Regions from separate parts of the Homo sapiens genome. Here region 2 is linked to region 1. A link is a loop called in an ENCODE intact Hi-C map of the cell type or tissue named here. Cell type or tissue: heart right ventricle. All regions are shown on one strand. Links, peaks and the distances in the headings refer to the core of each region. The heading gives the core; the rest is flanking DNA.

Region 1 (7,775 bases), core at 1,621-6,620:
TTATTCATTTATATAATTTCACAAATACTTATTAAATATTTATTTGTGCCTGGCACTATTCTAGGTACTGGGGACACAAGGGCAAATGAGAGAGACAAGAGCACATTCCAGTGTGGGAGAGAGATCATGCTCAATGAAATAAACAGGAAATATCTGGGGAGTGTTAAATGTTATCCAAAAACATCAGACCAGGCAAAGTGATAGAATGATGGGGCAGCTACTTTGGACTGGGTGATCAGAGAGACCTGTGGGAGGAGGTGACATTTGATCTGGTGTCTGTGAAGATCCGGAGGAAGAGCATGCCAGGAAGATAGAAGAACAAATGCAGAGAGTCCCCGGCAGCTGTGATCTTGGCATATTCAAGGAACAGAGAGGAGAGTGTGGCTGGATGGAGGAGGACATAAGCATCCAGGAAAGCAGTTGTTGGATCTTACAGGTCTCAGAAACAGAATACTGCATCTTGATTTCCCTTTTAAGATGGTAGAAAGCTCCTAGAGCTTTAAATCAGGGAATTGACATATACAATGTTTGTCTCTAAAAGCTCACTTTGGTTTTTGCAAGGTGAATGGATTATTGAGGAGGCCAGCTAGGAGGCCATTGCTGTGATCTAGGCAAGTGACTACAGTGGCTTGGGCTATGACAGTGATGGTGGCGAGAAGTGTACAGACAGATCCAGAGCATATTTTAGCTTTATGATCATCAAGACTTGCTGATGGATTAGATATGTAGGATAAGGCAAAGATAGTGACTTCTGGATGTTTGGCTTGACCGCTGGTGATCGTTGATACTATTTATTAAGATGAGAAGACTCAAAATTATCATTATGAACATCTAGTATTATAATGTGCTTTCTTGGCTTGTGAGGCATCCAAGGCAATTTGCCCTTGCATGCAATGGCACAAGACCACTATGCTTTATAAGACTTGTTTCTATTTTTTAATAATTTTACAGTGCTTGCCTTTTTGACAGGATTCCTGCCACTAGAAGTTTCTCATTTCTCCCTAAATCTGTCCTGGGCTAGGAAACCAGATACAAATGCTCATTGAAATTGTATGTAAAATGCCAGTAAACAGGAGCTGAATGAAGAGATGAAAAATTACTTTTGAGTAGAAGATGTGTGTTTTGTTTCGTGGGCTTTATGACAAAGATTGCTCAGAAACCCTTTTTGTTTACTTGCTCTGTGAGAGAGACTACTGAATAAATGACCTCTGCATACATAAGGAGTTATTGTGCCTTTTCTGTGCTTATGAGTTGCCTGTCTGCCTTTCCCAGAGTTCTCTACCAACAGCTGAGCCATCTTGATCTCTATGTCAGCAAGTTTAGCCCAATTGCATCATGCCATACTTGATGCTAGTTAAAACCTGATTATGTGTCCCAGTTTTAGTTGCTGTGTTTCTACCCTGCTATTATCACTTGGTCTCCCACAGGTACCTTGTTTCTGTATCTGTATCTTGGCCTTGTTGTCCTCAGTGGCTGCCTGGATAACCCAGTCTATATAGAATGATAACTCTTATTTTCCTTTTTAATCCTTAATCATGTGGAGACACACATTTTATTCCTGAGCCAAAGCCTGGAAACTCCACTACTATTATCAATACTGCTAGTACTACTAGTAATAGGATTACTAGCTAGCATTGGCTGAGCATTTATGTGCCATGCATTGAGATAAACACACAACACACATGGCCACACTTGATTCAGCTATCCAGTGAGATAGACTTTTTTATGCAACCTTTAAAAATGATGAAACTGAAGCAAAGAGAGGATAGGTACCTTTTCTTAGATCACAAAGCTAGTTAGTGGGTGATGGAGTGAGGATGAGAACCCAGAGCGACTGAAAAGTTTCTTCTCTTCATCATGGTCCTATAACTGCCTGTATAGACTGATACACAAACTTGAGGCCTGTGACTTGCTCAGTGATTTCCCTTTCTATGCCTCCCTGCCTCTAAGTTGATGTCCCTCTGTGGTGGACCCAGATCCATGCCCCTTTACTGTCATACACTCATTTCATTAGCTATGCTACATGGCCAGGAGGCTATGCTAAGGGGACAATTAGTATTTTTAATTTGCTCCAAACTTTATAAATAGTAAGACAGTAGTTAATTGAAGAGTGCACTGGTTAGCCAGCCTCTAAAGTAGGTGTCATTGTTCTTATTTTAGAAATAAGATAACAGAAGAGAGCTTGTAATTTGCTCAAGATCACGTAGTTACTTTAGGATGGGTCCTGGATTTCAACCCATGTCTGGTTGATTTCAGTGTATCCTCTTAATTAATTTCTGGGAACTCTTTCCCAAATGGCTCTAGCTTTGGGGCTAACAGGCTACCTATTTTACATGCAGCATTCTGTTATTTTACTTCCTATAAATAAATGTCTCTCTATGAGTTTTATGGTAATAGAAATTTTTAAATGCATTTTTATGCTCCTGTCCAATCACTTGGAACAGTAAAATTGATAAATTGTTTGTATTCCTCTCATTTTGGAACACAGTTCACCTTTTTCTTATTTTGTAATTGTGCTTTTTTGAATGCTTGTTTTGTCTGATCCATGCCTTGAAATATTTTGTAAATCTGAATATATTACTATCTTAGGAAAAGGGAGATTTTTCTTAATAAAATTGAGTAGTGCAATTTCTATGATAAAATTGCTCAATTATACTGAAAGAAACACAATATATCATAAGTTATGCATCATTGAACAACTTAACCACACAAATGCTCAAAACCCAGAGAAAAAATTGTAAAGGCCAATTTAGTGGAAAACCGGAAAGGATTTAATTTTCCTAAAAGTGTTTTTTGGGAAACTCATTAGTCTCTTTAAATGCTCTGTCGAAAAATGGTTTCTTGGTAATATAATTGAGACATGCTCTATATTTTATCTCCTATGAAGGATTCAGAAAATAAGATTTGCTAATTGAAGGCTCTGAGAAGTCCTACTCCTACAGTAAAGATATCTGATCCCTAATTAATTTTTTGTGTTGGCCATCTGTTGTTATTGCCTGCTCAGTATGTGTTCACTTTTCTGGGAATAGCACCATAATTTTGTCCTGGGAAACTGTGCCTCTTGATTTGACGCAGTGCGAAGTGGGTGTTAATCAGGGGACCTTGCCATGCCCTGGCCAAAGTATAGGCATGTGACCCAAGATGGACCAATCAAATGCTTTCTCTCTGGAATTTATATCTTGAATGGAACAATGCAGTGATTCAATATAGTTGAAATTCATTTATCCTGGTGATGGTGCTCTGCTTCCTGGATCTTTGGAGCTACTCTTCTTCTTGGGCTTTTAACATTCTGGTTTTCCAGCCTTCCTTTGTGTAATTATACAGGCTGCGCACTGCTTAAGGGCACCATGTCTAAAAAGAAAGAAAACATTCATGCTGTAGATCTATATTAACTCCTGTGAGAATGGGGGTTGGGAGGGGCGGTGGATAATGGAGAGTCTGGGATTTCTGGCTGCATCTGGAAGTAGTAGAGGAGAGTTCCTGATGAAGTTAGGCTGCACCAGCATTCAGGAATATACATTCACTTTGGAGACCTACACGCACACTTGTTGATGCCCATGTACTCACAACCTGGTTTTGTTCCTGTGCAACCCCAAGAATTCCATGAGGTTTTTTCTGTCATCCTTCCACTGCTCTTAGATACCCTCAGAAACCTATCTAGACACAGTCCCTTTGCCTAGGGAATAGGACTGGGGGCATGGAGTGTGTCTCTGCCAACAGTGTGTATGTTCCAGTATAGGACATGGACAAGCAGCCAGGAATGTGGGCACGAGTGTGTATAGCAAGACCCCATCTCTACAGAGCACCTGTAGCTCTGCCTGTCAGGGCCCTTGCAGTCTTTCTTTGTATGGCCTGGAAAACCAAGGGTGTGTGTCCAAGCAAGAGGCTTTAGTTTTACTTTCTTATGAGTGGGACACATATATTTGGGTTGCCAATTTTAAAGATACATTCAATTTATGAAATAACAGCCATCATTCTCTTGCCCCTCGTTTTATCCATTAATTTATTTTCCCTCCCCTTCTCTTCATTTGCAGGTAAGGTAGCTACCTGCCTGGTGTCTACTTTTCCCGGGTGGCCTGAATATGGTGCTTGGTTGTGCAATAATATACTAATGGAACCATCTTTCATTTGAGGGAGGAGCATCCTTTTAAATTTGTGCTAGTGGCAGTCTTGTCTCTGAGCTGCCTTGTATCCTTCCAATATGCTTCAGCTAATTAGAGTCAGGTTAGGTTGTACTTTCCCAAAGCTTAGGTAATACATTCCTATCATCTTTTAATACTCCTCAAGTTCCTCAAAACATTTGGAAACCCTGATCCAGTGGAAATAGCACAGGACTAGGGAGGAAGAAACCTAATTTTATTGATGAGAAACCCAAAGCCCTTTAAAGTGAATTTCAGGCAGGGCTTTCAGTAATGCAGAGTGGAGAAGATAACAAATCCTCTTTCCCAAAAACAACTGGAGAAAACTGTCCAAACCAACAATTTTAGTCTTCTGGGAATGGACAGAGGTCAACAACAAACTGGGAAACATTTATTCATGGAACCTTGCTGAACTTTGGGTAAGAACAAAGTTCCTATCTCTGGGTAAGAACAATGGGAGTCTGTGATGTTCTTGCTTGGGGATGCCTCATAACCATAGATCTGTTGTCACAATAGTGTTGCCAGGGTAGATCTGCTTGTGCCAGAAGGCACTGACTTGATTTAGAGTGAAGGGCATCGTCAGTAAAATCAGAAAATTAGAAACACACAAGAAGAGCCTACAGTTTTGCTAGCCTCAGATTGTGGCCAGAAATTCAACAGGAAGACCTTGGGAATTAAATCAGCTCTCCACACATCACTGGTTGACTGAGAGGATATGCATGCACAAGAAGTCCATGTGGGGCCTAATGGAAAGTAAAAGCTGGGGCCAACCTGATGCCCACCTGAAACTTGTATGCACAAAGTTTGACCCACACTCAGGTCCATCAACAATAGCTAGGAGTCTTACTGGCTGAAGGCATTTGAGCATTTTCTGACCAATTACTGACTACTAAGCTATGCAGACACAGGAGCAACTTCTAGAAAACTAGACTAAAAAGTAAAAGTAAGGATTGAAAAATGCTTCCAGTGCTTTGGGAGGCCGAGGCAGTAGGATTGCTTGAGGCCAGGAGTTCCAGACCGACCTGGGCAACATAGCAAGATCCTATCTCTACAAAAATAAAATAAAACAATTATGTGGGCATAATATCATTCATCTGTGGTCCTAGCTATCTGGTAGACTTTTTTTTTTTCTTTAAAGACAGAATTTCATTCTTGTCACCCAGGCTGGAGTGCAATGGCATGATTTTGACTACAACCTCTGCCTCCTGGGTTCAAGCGATTCTCCTGCCTCAGTCTCCTGAGTAGCTGGGATTACAGGCATATGCCACCATGCCTGGCTAATTTTTGTATTTTTTAGTGGAGACAGGGTTTCGCCATGTTGGCCAGGCTGTTCTTGAACTCCTGACCTCAGGTGATCCACCCGCCTCAGGCTCCCAAAGTGCTGGGATTACAGGTGTGAGCCACCGTGCCCGGCCCCCCCAGCTACTTGGGAGGCTAAAATGGGAGGATAGCTTGAGCCCAGGAGTTCAAGGCTGCAGTGAGCTATGATCATGCTACTGCACTCCAGCCTGGATGGCAGAGTGAGACCCTATCTCTGAAAAAAAAAAAAAAAAAAGCTAAGCAGAGACAACTATGACTGCATACTGCAGAGGAGACAGATTCTACAGATTACATATGGGTAAGTTACTAAATAAATAATGAAAACAAAAATCAACAATAAGAGTTTAGAGAAATAAACCAGAAAACAAAGTTACTACAATATATTTTGATAATTTTTGATTAATGTCCAGTTGAAAAAATAATTGTGAGATGTGCAAATACCAGAAAGTGCGGCCCTTACTTAGGAAAAACACAGCCAATATGCATAATCTCTAAGTGAACCCAGATGATAGATTCAGCAGACGAAGACTTCAAAATAGCTATTATAAACATGTCCAAGGAATTAAAGGAAACTACCTGTAAAGGATTTAAGGAAATTGTGATGAAAATGATTCAAAAAATGGGGAATCTCAATAAATACATAAATAGATACTATAAAACTGGAAATCTAGAGTTATAAAACACAATAATGTAAACAAAAAATTTACTAGATGGGATAAATAACGAATTTGGTATCATGGAATAAGGAATCCGGTAACTTGAAGGCAGATAGAAATTATCCCATCTGGAAAACATAGAGAAGAAATATTGAAGAAAAATGTCTCTCAAAGATCTGTGGGGCAACACTAACTGTCAATATGCATGTAATGAAAATCCCAGAGGTCAAGGAGAGAGAAGGAAGGCAGTAAAATTATTTGAAGACATAATGGCTGACAAATTTGCAAATTTGATAATAAAAACATTAATCTGGCCGGCCACAGTGGCTCACGCCTGTAAACCCAGCATTTTGGGAGGCGGAGGTGGAGGCGGGTGGATCGCGAGGTCAGGAGATCGAGACCATACTGGCTAACACGGTGAAATCCTGTCTCTATTAAAAATACAAAAAATTAGCTGGGCGTGGTGGCGGGCGCCTGTAGTCCCAGCTGCTTGGGAGGCTGAGGCAGGAGAATGGCATGAACCTGGGAGGCGGAGATTGCAGTGAGCTGAGATTGTGCCACCGCACTCTAGCCTGGGTAATGGAGCGAGACTCTGTCTCAAAAAAAAAAAAAAAAGTTAATCTAGAGATTCAAGAAATGCAACCATCACCAAGTAGGGTGAATACAAAGACATTTACACTTAGATACATCAAAGAGAAACTGTTGAAAACCCAAGAAAACCTTGAAAACAAGAAAAATGACTTATGTACAGGGAGACAATTATATGGTTAACTAACAGACTTCTCAAAAACAATGGAGTCAGGAGGTCATGGAATACACATTCAAAGCGCTGAAATAAGAAAAAGGTCAACCAAAAATCTATATTCATCAAAACTATCTTGGAGAAATAAAGGTGAAATAAAGACATTCCCAAATAAAGACGGAGAATTTGATGCTAGCAGACCTGCCTTGCAGGAAGTATTAAGGAAGTCCTTCAGGCTAAAAGGTAATGATACCAGACAGTAACTGGAATCCACAGAAAGAAATGAAGGACATTAGAAGTGGCAAATATAAATGACAGTATAAACATATAATTTTTAAATAAAAATTTGCTTAGAAGACATAGATTGTTCAAAGCAATGATTGTGATACTGTATGGCTGGGTTTATAAACTATGTAAGATGCCATATAGATGACAATAATAGCACAAAGGAAGAACACGGAAATAGAGCTATATTGCAGCAAAGTTGGCTATGTTTTAACAGGATTAAGTCACTGTTAACCTGAAATAAATTGTAATAAAATGGATATTGTAATCTCTAGAGCAGCCACTAAGAAAATAACTAAAAATATATAGTTAACAGGTGAGTTGATTTGCATAGGGTCACTACACCAAGCTAGTGCAAGTAAGACACTTTATCTACCTGCCTCAATTTCTCCATATGTCATTTCAGGACATTAATACCAGCCACACATCCTCACTGTTAGGCTCTGTCCTCCCATACTAGATTTTTCTTAAATTTTTGAAGTAAGCACCCAGCATACTGCAGACTGCTTGGTCTCTGGCCAAAGTTTAAAAAATCTGACATGGCTCATCAGTGAACTCTCAGTTCTTTCCTTCTCCAAGCAGGACATGGGCTTGGCTGTGCCTGCTGAAGTTGAAGGGCTCATCAGTGATATC
Region 2 (7,775 bases), core at 919-5,918, 130 kb after region 1:
TAAAACTGTAAAACTACACTTAGGATTTTGCACTGGGTGAAATGTCTCTAGTGAAATCAGGACATTTGTATAGAATGGACCATTCTGATTTCTGCTACTGTCTTAATTCATTAATTTAACATGGAAATTCTAATATGTGTGTAATTTTCTCAGAAAACCCATTATTTAATAATGACAACTCTGAGCAAACGAGGTGTGAAATTTTAAATATACAATGTGCCATGTGTTACTGGTAGACCCACTGCCTTTGTGATTCTCCATGTTAAATTTTGATTTCAATGCAGCATCTTAGCATCAAGAAATACCAACCCTGGGATAGAACTAGAGGGCATATAACAAAGAGTATGCCCAACTTCTATTATCTGAGAATTGTCTTCAAGCTCTACCTGCATACTAATGTTATTCATTTGTTAACAGTTTTTCTGTAAATGACTTTTAAGTTGAGTCATTCTTAAAAATTAACGACTTTCTTGAGGTATAATCTATGTACCATACAATTCATTCATTTTAAATATAAACTCAGTGATTTTTATTGAATTTGCTGAGTTATTCAACTATAACTGCATTCAAATTTTAGAACATTTTCATTATCTCTGAAAAATTCCTTGTGCCCATTTTCACTGCTGGTTCCCATTGTGGGCCCCAAACAAACAATAATCTACTATCTGTCCATATGTATTTGCCTTTTCAGGATATTTCATAAAAATGGAATCATATAGTATGTGGTCTTCTGTGCCTCACTTCTTACATTCCCTCAGAGATGTCCATTAGTCTGTCCAACCAAAAACTGGGGTCAGGTGAATCCTGAGACTTTTGCGGGAGCCTGTGGCAACCCACAGGTGAGGTCGCCCTGCATGTTCCTTGATTACAGTCAGATCACAGCTCTACACCAGGTCCATGGAGAAAGAAAGAACTGATTTTGATCCTTCTCCATGTTCACCTATGAAAACCTCATTACAATGACTTTAACTTCTTTTACAAAGTCAAATTTGACCATATTCTCAGAACTCAACCAGGGTCATGGCCTTTGCAGTGGAGTCAATCCAAAGGCCTCACTAAACCATATACAGTCATCCCTCAGTACACATGGGGGATTGGTTCCAGGACCACCTGCATTTACCAAAATCCATGGATACTCAAGTCCCTTATGTAAACTGGCATGGTATTTGCATATAACTTATACACATCTGCCCACCTCTAGATTACTAGATTACTTCTAGATTATCTGTAATACCTTTGTATTATAATATTAATAATAATAATTAATATTATACAATAATTTATATACATATACATTTATATACATATTAAATTATTATAATAGTATATAATAATTATATACATAATATATAATTATATACATAATATATAATTATTTATATACATAGGAATTATAATACCTATGTATATAAATGCTATGTAAATAGTTGTTATATAAGTGAATATTGATGAATATATTGACGAACATAGATGCAAATATCTTCAACAACATTCTAGCAAACCAAATTCAACATCACATTAAAAGGATCATATACCATGATCAAGTGAGATTTATCTTTGAGAGAAAAGGATAATTTAACATTTGTAAACCAATAGATATGAATACACCACATTAACAGAATGATCATCTCAACAGATACAGAAAAAAATTTTGACAAAATTCAACATCCTTTCATGATAAAAAGTCATATCAAATTAGGTATGGAAGAAATATACTTCGACATAATAAGGGCCATATGCGACGAAGCCACAGTCAACATCACTCTCAATGGTGACAACTGAAATCTTTCCCTCTTAGATCAGAAACAAGACAAGGGTGCCTGTTCTTGTCACTTCTATTTAACATACTACTGGAAGTCTTAGCCTGAGCAATTAGACAAGAAAAAGAAATAAAAGGCATTCAAATTGGAAAGAAAGAAGTTAAATTGTCTGTTTACAGATGATATAATCTTATGTAAAGAAAACCCTAAAGACTCCACCATAAACTTTTAGAACTAATACATTCAATAAAGGTGCAGGACACAAAATCAACATATGAAAATTAGTGTGTTTCTGTACACTAAGAACAAATTAGTTGAAAATGAAATTAAGATATCAATCCCAATTACAATAACATCAAAAAGAATAATATGTTTATGAATAAATTTAACAAAAGAGGTAAAAAATCTGTATACTAAAAACTGTAAGATATTGAAGAAATAAACTATAGAAGTCACAAATAAATGGAAAGATATTTCATGTTCATGAATCAGAAGAATTTATGTTGTTAAAATGTCCAGACTACCCAAAGTGATCTACAGATGCAATGCAATTATTATCAAGATTACAATAGCATTTTTCACAGAAATGGAATAATAAATCCTAAAATTTGTGTGGAACCACAAAAGACCTTAAATAGCTAGTGCAACCTTGAGAAAAAAGAACAAAGTGGGAGGTATCACACTCCCTGATTTCAAAATATATTACAAAGCTGTAGTAATCAAAACAGTATGGTAATGACTTAGACCAATGGAACAGATTAGAGAGCCCCAAAATAAACTCATGTATATATGGTCAACCAATCTTTGACAGGTGAACCAATAATACACAATGAGGAAAGGAAAATCTCTTCAATAAGTGGTGTTGAGAAAACTAGATATCCACCTTCAAAGGAATGAAATTGGACCCCTTTTACAAGGCTGTTTTTATTTAAAAGAAAAGAAGAAATTGGACCCTTGCCTTTCACCATATACAAAAATTAACTCAAAATGGATTAAAGGCTTAATCCATTAATCTTAAAATCTGAAACCATAAACTCCCAGAAGAAAATATAGGGAAAAACTTTCTTTACATTGGTCTTGGCAGTGATTTTTGGATATGACACCAGCAGCACAGACAACAAAAGAAAATTAAACAAGCTGGATTATATTAAACTAAAAAGCTTTTGCACAGCAAAGGAAACAATCAACAAAATGAAAAGGCAATATATTAGAATGGGAAAAAATATTTGCGAATCATATATCTTATAAGGGACTAATATCCAAAATGTAGAAGGAGCTCAAACAACTCAATAGCAAAAACAACCAAAAAACTTAATTAAGAAATGCGCAAAGCATCTAAATAGACATTTTTCCAAAGAAGACCTACCGATGACCAAGTATATGAAAAAGTGCTCAATATCACTAATCATCAGAGAAATGAAAATCAAAACCACAATGAGATATCACTTCACACCTGTTATGATGGGTTTTATCAAAAAGATAAAAAGGCCAGGCATGGTGGCTCACAACTGTAATCCCAGCATTCTGGAAGGTGGATCACCTGAGGTCAGGAGTTCAAGACCAGCCTGGCCCACATGGTGAAACCATGTGTCTACCAAAAAAATATATATATAAAAAATTTAGCTGGGCATGGTGGCACACGTCTGTAATCTCAGCTACTTGGGAGGCTGAGGTAGGCAGAGGTTGCCGTGAGCCGAGATCGCACCACTGCACTCCAGCCCGGGTGACAGAGCAAGACTCTGTCTCCAAAAAAAAAAAAAGATTAAAAAGTAACAAGTGTTAGTGTATGAAGAAAAGGGAACCCTTATACACTCTTCATGGCACAATCATTGGTACAATCATTGTGGAAAACAGTATGGAGGTTTCTTTTTTAAAAAATAGAACTACCATGTGATCCAGCAATCCCACTTTTGAGTACATACCCAAAGGAAGTGAAATCAGTATCTCAAAAAGATATCTGCACCCTCATGTTCATTTCAGCATTGATTAATGCTATTGTGATTACAATAGCGAAGATTTTGAAACAACCTAAATGACTATCAGCAGATAGATTTTAAAAATGTGATTACACAGGCACATGCACAAACACATACACACTAGAATATTATTCAGCCATAAAAAAGTAAGGAAATTCTGTCATTTGGGACAACATGGATGAACCTGGAGGACGTTATGCTAAGTGACAAAGCCAGATGCAGAAAGACAAATACTATATGATTTTACTTATATGTAGAATCCAAAAAAAGTCAAACTCATAGAAACAGAGAGTAGCACAGTGGTTAACAGGGGTTTGGGGGTGGGGAAAATGGGGAGATGTTGGTCAAAAGGTAAAAAGTTTTAAGCTGTAAGATGAGCAAGTTTTGGGAATCTAATATACAGCATGGATGGTGATGGATGTTTTAATTAATTTGGTTGTGGTAATCATTGCACAATGTATCCATGTATCGAATAATCACATTGTACACCTTGAATATATACAATTTTGTCAATTAATATATTTAAATAAATAAACAATAAATAAATAAAATGTGACTACCAGAAAGTTAGAAAAAAAAAAAGAAGAAGGGCCAAGGAAAACTGTCAATTCTGTCTGTGTCTGGGCTGGGCCAGGATCACTGTATGGAGTCAAAGTAAGCTGCAGGGGCCACTTCTGGGGAAAACTCTTTTATCAGTTTTTTTCAAGTTTCAGCTTTGCACCCATACTTCCATCAGAACTGAAAAATTTTGATTTCCTGGAGGCCACCCTAAGAGTCATGAGAATAACAAGGTCACATGGCCTAGTCTGCACTGGTTATGATTGGGACTACAATGCAGCTATCTGATCACTATAGGTATCTGATCAAACCTCTGATGAAATTTCCTCTTTGATTAAGGAAAACATTCTTGGCAAATGTTTTCTTCTGGTTCTTCTGGGCTACAAGAATTTCACCTCTAGCTGCACAATGCCAAGCATCCCCAGTTGTACCTCTAAGCCTGGCTCCAGTTCTGAAAACCAATAAAACAGAGCTGCAGTCTTATTACTAATTGTGAGCTTTGGTATCCATGTGGTGTGAGACTGCTTTGAATATTCTTTTGTTTTCTATTTGTTTTTAACAATAAACACTCTGGGCCCCATGAGACACTCAGCTAAGCACATTAAAAAGGTCAAAAGGACTTTGAAGAGTCAGGAGGTAGAAATAGTATGTTTTTGAGCTTCATCCATGTTGTAGCATGTACCAGTATTTCATTAAGTTTTATTGCTCAGCAATGTTCTGTTGTATGTATGTGCCACAATTTAATTATCCTTTCACCAACTGACATTGTAATTACTCATTCACCATTTGGTGGGTATTAGAATTGTTTCCCCTTTTGATTATTATGAATAAAGCTGCTATGAACATCCATGTCTAAGTCTGTGTGATAAATATATGTCACATTTCTCTTGAATATATACCTGGAAATACAATCACTGGATCATATGTTTTAAGTTTATGTTTAATTAAAAAAAAATTCCAAACATTTTCAGTGTACTTGCACTATTTTAAATTCCCCCTAACAATGTCTGAATAATTCAGTTTCTCTACATCCTCGCAGCATTTGCTGATATTATTGTTTTTTATTTTAGCCATTTTTAGGGGTGCAGTAATATTTCATTGTAGCTTTAATTTGTGTTTCTCCAATGACTAATGATGCTGAACATCTTTTCACATGATTATCAGCCATCCGTACATCTTCTTTAATAAGTGTCTGTTTAGGTATTTGCCCAATTCCTAAGTAGACTTTTTAAAGTACTGAGTTTTGAGAGTTCTTTATATATTCTAGATAGAAATACTTGTCAAGTGATTTACAAGTATTTTCTTCAAGCCCATAATTTGTCTTTTATCCTTTTAGTAGGGTAGTTCGTAGAGCAAGAATTTTTAATTTTGATTATCGCTGATAAAAACACACTAATTTTTCCTTTAATAGATCAGGCACTTAGTATCAGATCTGAAGACTCTTCACTCATTTCTAGGTCCCAAAGATTTTCCCCTATGTTTCTTTCTAAAAGGTTTATAGTTTTGCATTTCTCATTTAAATCCATGATATATTTTGTGTTAATCTTTGTATAAGGTGTGGAGTTTAGGTTGGGGTTTTTTGTTGTTGTTGTTGTTGTTGTTGTTGTTTGCCAATACATGCCTACATTAGTCAGCTTGGGCTGCCATAATAAAATATTGTGCAGTGGGTGGTTTAAACAACAAAAATTTATTTTCTAGCAGTTCTGGAGGCTGAAAGTTTGAGATCAGGGTGCCAGCATGGTCAGGTTCTGGTGAGAGCTCGCTTCCTTGGCTTGCAGATGGCCTTCTCACTGTGTCATTACATGCTGAGGAGTAAGAGGTAGGAGAGAGGGCGCAGGGAGGGAGACAGCTCTCCCTTTTCTTATAAGGCCATTAATCTTATTGGATTAGGATTCCACCCTTATAATCACATTTAACCTTAATTACCTCCCAAAAGCCTATCTCAAAATACAGTCACATTGTGAGTTACAGCTTCAACATATAGATACGGGGAAAATAAAATTCAGACCATAGCAATGTCCATTGTTCACTCCTGCTCCACGTAGAAAAGGCTATCCCTCTTACATTGAATTGCTTTCAAATCTTTGTTAAAAATCAGTTGAGCATATTTGTATGGGTCTATTTCTGAATTCTCTATGCTGTTTCATTGATCTATGTGCCTTTCTGCCAGGACTACATATTGATTACTGCAGCTATATGTTAAGCTTTAACATGGAGAAGACTGATTCTTCATAATTTTCTTTATCAAAATAATTTTGGGCCGGGCAAGGCGGCTCACGCCTCTAATCCCAGCACTTTGGGAGGCCTAGGCAGGCAGATCACCTGAGGTCAGGAGTTCAAGACCAGCCTGACCAACATGGTGAAAACCCCGTCTCTACTAAGAATACAAAATTAGCCAGGCGTGGTGGTGCATGCCTGTAATCCCAGCTACTTGGGCGGAAGAGGCAGGAGAATTGCCTGAACCCGGGAGGTGGAGGTTGCAGTGAGCCGAGATCGCACCATTGCACTCCAGCCTGGGGAACAAGAGTGAAACTCCATCTCAATAATAATAATATATTATTATTATTATATAATTGTATGTATATTTTTATATATTATATATTATAATAGTAGAATAATACTATTTTATTATTATTATTATTTTGGGCGTTCTAGGGCCTTTTTATTTTTATGTAAATTTTAAAATAAGCTTGTGTCTACAACACCATGTTGGGGTTTTTATAAGGATTGCATTAAATCTATAGATCAATTTGCAGAGAATTGACAGCTTTATCTTGTTCAGTTTTCCAGTCCATGAACACGGTTAAGCATCTCTTAGGCTTCTAAGCAAGCCTAAGGCCTTGCTTTGATTTCTTTCATCAGCATTTTGTGATTTTGAGCATATAGCTCCTATACATGTTTTGTTAGATTTATACTTAAGTATTTAATTTTCTTTGGAGCAATTATAAATAGTATGCTTTTGATTTCAGTTCCATGTTGGCATATAGAAATGTAATTTATTTTCTTGTTAATCCTGTGACCTTGCTCAATTCACTTATTAGTTCCAGGAAGGGGTTTTTTTGGTGGATTTCTTGGGATTTTTGATTTAGGAAATTATGTCATATTTAGACAGAGAAAGTTTAATTCCTTCCTTTTCAATCTGATTGCCATTTTTTTCTTGTCTATTGTGCTGCCTGGAACTTCTAGTACCACATTGTATGAGAATAGTGATACTGAATATCCTTGCCTTGTTCTACATCATAGAGGGAAAGTATTCAGTTTTTTTACTGTTAAATATGATGTTAGCTGATACTGATTTGATTATATAATCTGTCTTCATTAGCCTATTAATATGGTGAATTACATCTATTGATTTTAAATATTGAACCAGCCTTGCACAAGTGGAATAAATCCCACTTAGTTGTGATGTATTATTCTTATTACATATTGCTGGACCTGATTTTCTAGGTTTTTTTTGAGACAGTCTCGCTCTGTCACCCAG

The links. Peaks named below come from ENCODE experiments on the same cell type or tissue, not always from the same donor. Only the 100,000 strongest peaks of a DNase experiment are listed, where the experiment ranks them.
Region 2: a loop joins it to region 1, with 2.6 times the contacts of the local background. A loop is called at or near these places in 4 of 110 quality-filtered maps.

What each region holds. Positions count from the first base shown.
Region 1 is chr1:67,860,767-67,868,541 of GRCh38, forward strand. The region is part of intron 1 of GNG12-AS1 (GNG12, DIRAS3 and WLS antisense RNA 1); the gene reads left to right. Among named protein-coding and RNA genes, the nearest start is that of GNG12, 31 kb to the left of the region's middle. In heart right ventricle, for the core only: no CTCF peak of the experiment used is centred there; no DNase peak of the experiment used is centred there.
Region 2 is chr1:67,991,888-67,999,662 of GRCh38, forward strand. The region is part of intron 1 of GNG12-AS1 (GNG12, DIRAS3 and WLS antisense RNA 1); the gene reads left to right. Among named protein-coding and RNA genes, the nearest start is that of DIRAS3, 55 kb to the right of the region's middle. In heart right ventricle, for the core only: no CTCF peak of the experiment used is centred there; no DNase peak of the experiment used is centred there.